Linked DNA regions of Homo sapiens: region 1 is linked to region 2. Evidence: chromatin loops called from intact Hi-C (ENCODE). Cell type or tissue: CD4-positive, alpha-beta T cell. All regions are shown on one strand. Links, peaks and the distances in the headings refer to the core of each region. The heading gives the core; the rest is flanking DNA.

Region 1 (5,490 bases), core at 217-5,216, 53 kb before region 2:
GATTTAGAATAATGTTGATGATAACCTGAGAAATAAAATCCATTTCCCATGGATATCAGAAGGAGGTGGAAAAGCATAGATAAATGAAGTGTAGTCTTCATTGCCTTGTCTTTCTTAATGATTCCTCATGGTTGGCAATAGCACTTATTTAAATAAACATTGCAGGAGTAGTTGTTTACTTTGAAGAACTTGCCTTTTTCTACCTGTCCCCATCGATTCCACCTGATAGAAGAAAGTCGAAGGCATTTAATTACTTTCTTGAGTATTCCAGAGGTAGGGAAATGGTAATCGGGAAACAATTAACTCTTGGTTGTTAATTTTCTACTGCTGAGAAGTCAGAGCAGAGGACTTCTAAAAGTCCCTCCTGTATGATTTTGGAATAAAGTTCTCTGCACCATTTTTGAGTATAAATATGCGTGGTGTTAAAGTTGGTATCACTTAAAATAACAAAGGTAGTACATCAGAAAAATTTTTGAAGAAATTTTTAACAATCCAGTTTCTTCTATTCTCTCATCTGTCTACTTCACATTGAAAATATATAATATTTCTTCTTTCAGTGACTCATTTCTGTGTTACTTTGCTGCCTATCTTGGTTCCATTGCCCATGGAGAATATGAAATATAGGGAATTTTAAGCTGTTTCTTTTTCCTACTCAGATTAAAGACAAAAAATCAACAGAGGATGATAATATATAATGCAATTGAAGGCAAACGAAATCCGACCTATCTTTGGCTTATGCTGCACTATCAAGTTTGGGTTTGAGTCCCTCACGTTATAGCTGTTATGACCTTCAGGAGGTTATTCAACTTCTTTGATTCTCAATTTCCTCATATCTGTGATAGGGGTGGTAATAGCTACCTTATGGTTGTCTTCTGTGGATTAAGACAATTTGTGGATAGTGCCTGGCTCAGTCAGTCAGTGCATGCCATGTAAGAAACACTGTACATTATTATTCTTCCTCTTACTCGATTCTAATATTGTTGTGGAGAGAGACTGGGAGACTTGATAGTAAATCAAACTGAATACATCATGAAATAAATACTATGAGAAATGCTTATATGATTTTAGCTGAAATTATGGGGTCTTTGATTAATCAAGTATTTTTTATTCTACCCTCCCCCTCCCCCACCAATTAGCTTGTTATTCAGTCTTTCATTTTTGTGGTTACTCTAGAGATTAGAACACGTATCAGTGATCTGTTAGTGTTTACTAGTGATCCTTTTACCACTTCCAGGATAATGAAAGACCTTACAACATTTAAGCTCCAATGTATTCCACCCCTCCCCTCACTTTTTCTGCTATTGATGTCATATGTTTTAATTATGTATATATTTTGAATTCCAGAAGACATTACTAATATTGTATTTATAGTCAATATTCAGTAGGTTTACCCACATAGTTATTCTTTCTGTTGCTCACTTTGCCTTCTCACATTTCCATGATTTCAACTGGGATTATGTTCCCTCTATTTGAAGAACCCCCTTTAGTACTTATTTTTGGTGCAATTAATTCTTTTTCCCTTGTTGAGAATTGGTTGAAAGCATGTTTATGTTGCCTTCCTATTTGAGGATTTTTTTTCTCTGTATAGAATCCTAGGTTGGTGGTTACTTCCTTTCATCACTTTAAAGATGTCATTCTGTGGTCTTCTCATGAGCATCATTTCCGTTGAAAGTTAGCCATCAGTTGTATTCCTGTTCCTTTCTCTGCCTTTCAGTAGTTTTGCTATGATTTACCTAGGTGTGGTTTTATTTGTATTTATTCTGTTTATGATACATATCTTATCTTGCATCTGTGGCATGATGTCTTTTGTTGGTTTAAGAAAAATCTTAGCCATTATCTCTTCAAAAATTATGCCTAATTCTACTACAGTCTCTCCCTGTCCTTCTGGGCCTCTGTGACACATATGTTTGGCCTTTTTACTGTGTCTCATAGATTCTTGTCTGGCTTTTTTAGTTCTTTTTTATACCCTGGGCTTCAGTTTGGATAACTTTTACTGACTTTTGTTTTATTTTGTTTTGTTTTTGTGATTGTTTTGTTTTTTTTTGAGACAGGGTCTTACTGTGTTGCCCAGGCAGGAGTACAGTGGCACAGTCATGGCTCACTGCAGCCTCCATCTCCTGGGCTCAAGCAGTCCTTCCACCTCAGCCTCCTGAGTAGCTGGAACTACAGATGTGTGCCACCATGCCTGGCTAATTTTTTCTGTTGTTGTTAGAGACAGGGTCTCACTATGTTGCCCAGGCTGATCTTGAACCCCTGGGCTCAAGCAGTCCTCCTGTCTCAGCCTCCCAGTGTGCTGGGATTATAGGCGAGAACCACTGTGCCTGGCTGCTGACTTCTTCTGTGCTGCATCTAATCTGCTGCCAAACCTATTTATTGACCTCTTAATTTCGGATATTGTATTTTTTTTTTTAGTTCTAAAATTTCAATTTGATTGTTTCAATATATTTCAGTTTGGGTGAAATCCTGTTTTCTATTTCTTTAGTAAATTAATTATAGTTAGTTTACAATCTGTGTCTGATAAAACCAATATCTGGATCCCTGGAGGTCTGTTTCTATTGTCTTATTTTTTCTCTTTTGTTTTTGTTTATTTGGTTCTGTCATCTGGAATACCTGGTAAGTTTTAATTGAACACTGAAAAATTGTAGTGGCTTTGTATGATGTCATCTTCTATCTGAGAAGATTTACTTTTTTCCTAACAGGCCAGTAGAGTAAGAGAAGCTCATCTTTATCCAATGAGGAATTGAGATGCTTTGAGACTGTCTTTTAGTCTTGATGAGAGCTAGTTGCTTTTTCCGCTTTGCTCTTATTCCAAGAGCATAGCCCTTCCAGGATTGTAACTGAGAATCTGAGTGTTTACCACCTTCCTTTGTGGACTCAGAATTCTAGTTTTTGTTTCCCCGTATTGTGAAATGGTCAAAAATTTTACTTAACCTTTAGCCCCCTAGTGTTTATTTTCTGCTTAGCTTCTCAGCCACTTACCACCTCCCCATACCCTTCAATGTATCTTTCATGTCAGTTACCTTGAGGGGAAAACAATGTAGTATGTCAAGCTCACTTCTCTGCTGTTGCCTTTTTTTCGTAGGATCTTGCTCCTCAAACTCTGACCTTCTTAGTATCCTTGAACTTCAGTTGTCTTCTTGGCCCCACAAGGTGCTGGAAGCTCTGAGTTACTTACTTCTACTTGCTTTCTAGCCTGCACCACTTAAAAATAGCAAATATCTGAAGAGAAAAGGCAGTGGGTATTGTTGAGTCCACTTCAGTATCTTTCTGTGATCTTGGACCCTTGAGCCTGGCTGCCTTGATTGCTCACCACTGCATTCAGTTAGCTTTTATCTATCTTTTATGGTTTCTGTAGTGGGAGTGAGGGTGGGGGCAGGGGGTGGGGAGTGATCTGATATTAGCTACTCTATGATAGCAAAAAGCAAAAATCTAAAAGTAGAAATCTCAATTATTGGTCTTTTGAAATTTAAACTCTGCTTACCACCCCCAAATATTTGAGTCAACTTCCAATGAAATACACATACATATACGTAAACACTGCATGAAGGTGATAGTTAAAGTGCCCTTATTTTGTCTTGGGTATCAAAGGTACTCTGAGGCTGTGGTAACTGCCCCGAGAGGTAAGAGAAACCTGTGTAGTTCCTGTTTTTTTGAAAGAATGTACAATGGTCCATCAACAGGTATTTTTTTTTCTGGTATTAAATTTTAATGGAATTTTATTATGTGAATTTTTGTGTCATTGAACAACCCAGTAGTGTCCTCAATAGGACTTTTAAGGCTGATAAATGTTTTTCGTATGAAGGTTTCTTATATTGACTCCTGAAAACAAATGAAGCCATAATTCAAGATTGTTACTTAGTAGCGGCATTTTTATGGGGAACTAAACTAATACAGTTCAGGTAAAGAAGTGTTTGGGACCTTCAGTTTGAAACACTGGTAGAACTTGGAAAAATAGAGGAAAACTTTCTTTTCCTCTTTTTCCCTCAGTTATCAACTGTTACAAAAGGTTTTGACAAAAATTGGCAACATGTGGCTATGTAGATATTCTTTTTGATTTGAAAAGAGCCATATGCTCTATTTTTTCCAAGTTATATTTATTTTTAAATATCATTAGCTGTTATTTAACAATATTACAAGAAATCTGTGCTAAATACCAGATTGCTTGGTGGCAATTTGAAATTCTGTTACCAAAATTTAAGATCTTGATTTGCATGGATGAGGGGACATCCTAGTTCTGCATGCAAGACAGTGCTCAGGTTTATATCTTTTCGGATTAGAATTTGATCTTTCAAGCATCTGTTCATATCTGCTTTACTTTTCCCAGTGGAGCTATCATATAGCCAATGTTGAAGGTACTTTTGCAGGTTGAGTTGGAACATGAAGGAAGGAGTACCTAAGTGATCCTAGGGGAGTTGGGGAAGGCTTCACAGAGGAGGTGGTGCTGCAGCTGCTTCTTACAAGAGGGTGAAGAGATGGATGAGAGGGTATTCCAGGTGATGGAGGCATGAAAGCAGAGGCCATGAAGCACCAGAGAGTATGGCATTTCCAGAAAGTGAAGAGATGTTTGTTTTGTGGGATAGAAGCATCAGAGAGTGGGAGAACAGTTGGAGATGAAGCTAAAGTGGTATCCATGAGCCAGATCATGAGTGGTCTTGTATGTCTTTTATTCATTCATTCATTCATTTAACAAATATTTATTGAACAACTACTATTTTACCAGGTCCTGTTCTAGGCACTGTCATTCAGCAATGGACAAAACAAAAATCACTACTCATATGGAACTTACATTCTACTGGGGAAAAAAGAAAAAGAAAACAAATAATAGTGAAAACATAAATGTTCATAAAGTATTTTAGTAATAATTGATAAGGAGAAAATTTGGCAGGAGCAAGAATGGGGATGTGCCACTTTAGGGTGCTCAGGAAAGGCCTCATTGAGAAGGTGACATTAGAATATGGATCTGAAGCTGGTGAAGGAGCTAGTGGGATGAATGTCTGAGAGTGTCCTGGGTTGAGGAAATGTGCAAGGGCCCTGAGGTTGCAGTAGGTGAAACCTTGGGAGCAGAGCATGGCTGGAGTATAGTGGAGGAAGAGGAACAGACAGGAAGTCCAAGAAACAAAAACGGCCAGGTCCTGTAAGGATTGCCTCTATAAGGATTTCAGCTTTCATCTGAATGAGATGGGAAGTGATTGGAGACCTTTGAACAGAGTAAGATATAACCCAACTTAAATTTTTCAAAGATCACTTTGCTGTATTGAGACTAGAGAACAAGAATGGAAGCCAGGAGAACAGTAAGGGACACTGCAGTAATGCAGATGAGACGGGTGCTGGCCGGGGCCAGGGTGACAGCACTGGGGGTGGCTGATGGGTTGATTTTGTCCTATAGGTGATAAGGAGCCATTAAAGACTTGATCAGTGAAGGGACATCGGATTTGTATGTGGAAAATATGATTTTGGCAGCCCTGTGGAAGGATTGGAGAGTTCAGACAA
Region 2 (5,257 bases), core at 258-5,257:
AGTGTTTGGGAATGTCTTCTTCTTGTGCCAGGCTGTAGCTGACAGAACCCAGGTGGCCACAGTTTGAGGAATGTGCCATAGCACGTCCTGCTTTCTTTCTAGACCTGGCCTGAGCCTGCACCCAGAAGGGCACCAGCAGCCCTTGCAGTTTCCCCAGCTTTGCTATTATGTGCTAGTGTCACCATTGATAAATAATTTTCAAGACTTACTAGAAAAATTTTCAAGGCTTTGCCTCTTCCATAAATTTATAGAAACTCGCTTTATGGTGTCCGAGGGTTGGCATGGATTCTGCTAGGCACAGGCAGAGAGCAGCCTTGAGAGAGAGGGCTCAGGTCAATAGGGGAGGCTATAGCTTAGGGACCTGCTACTCTCACTACCACTGGTTTTGCTTCTTAAGAGAGACTCATGGCTGGGCACAGTGGCTCACGCCTGTAACCCCAGCACTTTGGGAGGCCGAGGCGGGCGGATCATGAGGTCAGGAGTTCGAGACCTGCCTGGCCAACATAGTGAAACCCCGTCTCTACTAAAAATACAAAAAAGAAAAACAAAATTAGCCAGGAGTGGTGGCGGGTGCCTGTAATCCCAGCTACTCGGAGGCTGAAGCAGGAGAATTGCTTGAACCCAGGAGGTGGAGGTTGCAGTGAGCCGAGATCGCACCATTGCACTCCAGCCCAGGCGACAATGGGATACTCCATCTCAAAAAAAAAAAAAAGAGACTCCTTCTGGAGTCAGTGGCACAGAGTGGGTACTTCACGGAGCCCCAAGATGGGAGGATGAGCTCCCAGCCTCGTTGGCCCACGATGAACACCAGGGTCAACCTAACTAGACAGTCAGAGCTTTGTTCCTTGAGCATCCCAGAGTGGGGACAGTTGTTCCTTGGTTTACAAAAAACATGTCTCCTTTGTGGAAAATTTCAGAAAGTACATGTTAGTCGAAATAACTCCATAAAGAGAATTAAAGTCCAGGGGCCTCCGAGGATGAGTAAAAGCCTTTTGAGTGTTTCCCTAGTGATCAGTCAGATGGAAATTGGAGCCCTAGCTCTTCCACAGACTACTTAGCCTTTCTGATCCATTTTCTCTCGTAAAATGGGATAATAGTCTTCTATGGGGCTATTTCGAAAATTAAACCTTAGCAAACGTAAAGCACCTAGCCCAGTGGCAGCGTCCACCCAAGGAGCATGGGTACTTATGGGGAAAGGAAGGTGGGATTTCAAGGGTGGAGTCTAAATGGTGTTTGTGCATTTCTGACACTTAAATCATCTGTACCATATTTTGCATCTTAGGAATTCCTTGCTTGAAGTAACTCCGTATAAAAACCCAGATTTAACAAACAGGGGAGTGATTATTCACTTTGCTAGATAATTTAGTATAGTGTTACTTAAAATAGCTCCCTTAGTACACTTCAGTTATTTGATGCATAGGATTGATTTATGCATGGTTTTTTTAAGGATGCATCTGCTGCTGAACGTGCGGTGCCCTTATACTGACTTTTAAAAATCAATCTTTTGCCAAAACCCTAAAAAGCAAGTTGACATTCAAAGGCATCGAGTGAAATCTTCTTTGTGGTTTTTATTCTCCCCGCAGAGCTGGGTAGGAAGACATTTGCTCATTTTTGTGACAGATAAGGCTGAGCTTCTCCTGTCTCCAGTGGTGTGCTAGGTGCTAGATGCAGGAGGAATGAGACCTTATCTCTCGGGAGATCCTGCTCCAGTGGGGAAGGGAGGCGAGGGTGCCCCCAAAGCGGCCTCCCTCGCAGCACTGACTGGCTTCCCCTTTGATCTCTCCCTCCCAGTGCTGAACGCCTTCAAGTATCCCTTGCTGATCGGCGTCGGTCTGTCCACGGTCATCGGGCTCCTGTCCTGTCTCATCGGGTACTGCAGCTCCCACTGGTGTTGTAAGAAGGAGGTTCAGGAGACACGGCGCGAGCGCCGCAGGCTCATGTCGATGGAGATGGACTAGGCTGGCCCGGGAGGGGAGTGACAGAGGGACGTTCTAGGAGCAATTGGGGCAAGAAGAGGACAGTGATATTTTAAAACAAAGTGTGTTACACTAAAAACCAGTCCTCTCTAATCTCAGGTGGGACTTGGCGCTCTCTCTTTTCTGCATGTCAAGTTCTGAGCGCGGACATGTTTACCAGCACACGGCTCTTCTTCCCACGGCACTTTCTGATGTAACAATCGAGTGTGTGTTTTCCCAACTGCAGCTTTTTAATGGTTAACCTTCATCTAATTTTTTTTCTCCCACTGGTTTATAGATCCTCTGACTTGTGTGTGTTTATAGCTTTTGTTTCGCGGGGTTGTGGTGAGGAAGGGGTGATGGCATGCGGAGTTCTTTATCTTCAGTGAGAATGTGCCTGCCCGCCTGAGAGCCAGCTTCCGCGTTGGAGGCACGTGTTCAGAGAGCTGCTGAGCGCCACCCTCTACCCGGCTGACAGACAACACAGACCTGTGCCGAAGGCTAATTTGTGGCTTTTACGACCCTACCCCACCCCCTGTTTTCAGGGGTTTAGACTACATTTGAAATCCAAACTTGGAGTATATAACTTCTTATTGAGCCCAACTGCTTTTTTTTTTTTTTTTTTTGCTTCTCTGCCCCTTTTCCATTTCTTTTGTATTTGTTTTCTGTGAGAGCACTGAAATGGCAGCCCTGGAATCTACAATTTGGCTCTCCACTGAGCACCTTATCTTGCCACCTTAGCCTTAAGAATGAATATGAAGAAAAATACACAGCCACCTCTGTCCAGGGCAGTAAGAAGGGCTGCAAGGAAGGGGAGGATGGGGACAAGGAAAGGATCAGATACCTGCTCCAGTAGTTGTGAGGCCACTGTGTCTCAGGGGACTCCAGGAGGAGCAGAAGAGGGATCCCACGAAGTTATTCTTACGCAGCTGGGGCCAGGAGGGTCAGAGTGGTGCCAGGTGCAAGTTAGGCTAAAGAAGCCACCACTATTCCTCTCTCTTGCCCATTGTGGGGGGCAAAGGCATTGGTCACCAAGAGTCTTGCAGGGGGACCCACAGATATGCCATGTCCTTCACACGTGCTTGGGCTCCTTAACCTGAAGGCAAATTGCTACTTGCAAGACTGACTGACTTCAAGGAATCAGAAATTACCTAGAAGCACCATGTTTTTTCTATGACCTTTTCAGTCCTTCAGGTCATTTTAAGGTCCACTGCAGGGGGTTAGTGAGAAAGGGTATACTTTGTGGTATGTTTTGCTTTCCTAATAGGGACATGAAGGAAACCCAGCAATTTGCTGTTATGTGAATGGCCTGTAGAGCAGAGTCAAGAGCGGTGTGCTTTGCCCGACTGCTCCCATCAGGAATAGGAGAGTAGACAGAGATCTTCCACATCCCAGGCTTCTGCTGCTGCTTTAAAAGCTCTGTCCTTGGAGCCTCCCGCTCCCTGAAGTGTCTCGCCCCCTGCACAGCACTGGCCTTTCGGAAGCATCCCAGTAGGGTTTTCTGAGGCTCGCTGGTGACTCATGCCCTAATTGCAATCCTCTGCTTTTATCTTGACTTTGAAGGATCTAACACTGCTCTCTCTTCCAAAGGGGAAAAAAAGATTCATTTGTTTTGAGCAATAAACTAATACAAAATGATGGCCATTCATGTGCAGCTCTTTGTCACCATGGGCCGGATGAGTTGTGCTCCTCCTGGCTCACCATTTCCCCCTGCTCCCCCACAGCCGGTTCTGCACTTATCACCGAGTCGCCCCTGGAAGCAGATTCCCATTGAGTTTTCCCCACCAAGGGGACCATGCACATGGTAGAAACATTAGATTCTGCATTGACAGTAGCCTTTCCTTGGCCCGGGCCTGTGGTGGGAAGACGGGCAACAAGTATACCCCACCAGGGCCTGAGTGACTAGAGGAAGAGGACGAGGCCTTGTTGGCACTAGATTTGGGTATTTTCTGCATGTCATAACATATCCTAACTGCTATTTCAGAAGAGGCAGCTTGTAGGTGATTGTACAAGTGAGAATTAAAGAGAGAACAGATATTTAAACAGGTGCTGTATTAGTAACAGCCAGTGCCCTTTCAGCCCTTGCATCTATTAAAAGGAGATTCAGGATTTTATTGGCACAGGCCCTTCTTAGTAGGAAGAAAGGGTGCTTAGCTTTGGACCTGACCGGGTGTGTGTAAAACCATGGACTGAGTCACAGCAGACACTCGATGGTGGTAAATGTGATGGGTGCTTACACACTGTACCTTTTCCTTTCATACTGATGCTGCAGTTCAGGGCTGGAGTTGTTAAGGCATTGACCTCCACCCACCTGCCCCATGTCCACTGGGCTGCCCAAGCTGCATGTCACCTGAGGGCTGGCAGGAAGGGGCGAGAAATCCCAGGGCATTGTACCAAGGACCTAGTTCCTTCTAGGGATATAAATTTCCAGGAATGTGTATTTTTAATGTGGTGAGATGCACTCTTTTGTTGTACCAAATAGGGCTCCCCACCCCACCCCTGCGACAAGTGCTCTTCTAGAACAGGTTCCTACCAGCAGCACTGGTGTGAATGAAAGAGAGACCCAGCCGCGTCTCACACAGGTGGAATTGCACTTCTTAACAAAAAGGAACTTTATAAAAGTTTGGGATTTTTTTTCCTAATCATAAAAATAGCCCCAGAAAGAGCCTAAGCTATGTTCAGATAGAAGCCTCGAAATTCCTGTAAATTGTTTACTTTATGATGTTTACATACACGTTTCACTTTGAAAAAAAATGCAAATCGACTTTTTAACAACTGTTGAGATGTTTCATGGGACAGTAGAACTCTGACTCACCAACTGGGCTAAATTTTAATTTAAAAATGTATTTATTTGAGTGTCTTTCCCCCCCTCACCCTCACCATCTGAGGGGCTCCCTGAGATCTTGGTAGAGGAGGCCCCTCCTGCCCAGACCTTCGTTTGTTTCCCCGGTGGCCCTTGCTTCTTGCTTTGCAGACTGCCTGCAGCCATGATTTTGTCACTGACATCTGTGAGCCAAAGACTGAGCCTTTTTGGCAGGAATAATAAGCAATACTACACAACTTGCTACTTTCAGAAAACTTTTTTTTAGCTTCACCGATGACAACAGAGGAAGAAGGGAACTGGGATTTGGGTAAGTTCTCCTCCACTGTTTGACCAAATTCTCAGTGATAAATATGTGTGCAGATCCCTAGAAGAGAAAACGCTGACTTTCTTTTTAAGTGTGGCACATAAGGATCTGCAGAATTTTCCGTAGACAAAGAAAGGATCTTGTGTATTTTTGTCCATATCCAATGTTATATGA

What was found. Peaks named below come from ENCODE experiments on the same cell type or tissue, not always from the same donor. Only the 100,000 strongest peaks of a DNase experiment are listed, where the experiment ranks them.
Region 1: a loop joins it to region 2, with 2.2 times the contacts of the local background. A loop is called at or near these places in 5 of 110 quality-filtered maps.

What each region holds. Positions count from the first base shown.
Region 1 is chr1:116,932,120-116,937,609 of GRCh38, forward strand. The region is part of intron 1 of PTGFRN (prostaglandin F2 receptor inhibitor); the gene reads left to right. Among named protein-coding and RNA genes, the nearest start is that of PTGFRN, 25 kb to the left of the region's middle. In CD4-positive, alpha-beta T cell, for the core only: a CTCF peak has its summit at 2,936; DNase peaks (open chromatin) are centred at 1,672 and 2,952; H3K27ac peaks cover 404 bases.
Region 2 is chr1:116,985,010-116,990,266 of GRCh38, forward strand. PTGFRN (prostaglandin F2 receptor inhibitor) reads left to right here. Exons shown (of 9, transcript NM_020440.4): 9 at 1,792-5,257. The coding sequence ends at 1,958. Among named protein-coding and RNA genes, the nearest start is that of CD101, 14 kb to the right of the region's middle. RefSeq lists an enhancer at 5,072-5,257. In CD4-positive, alpha-beta T cell, for the core only: no CTCF peak of the experiment used is centred there; DNase peaks (open chromatin) are centred at 1,902 and 2,382; H3K4me3 peaks cover 1,104 bases; H3K27ac peaks cover 1,317 bases.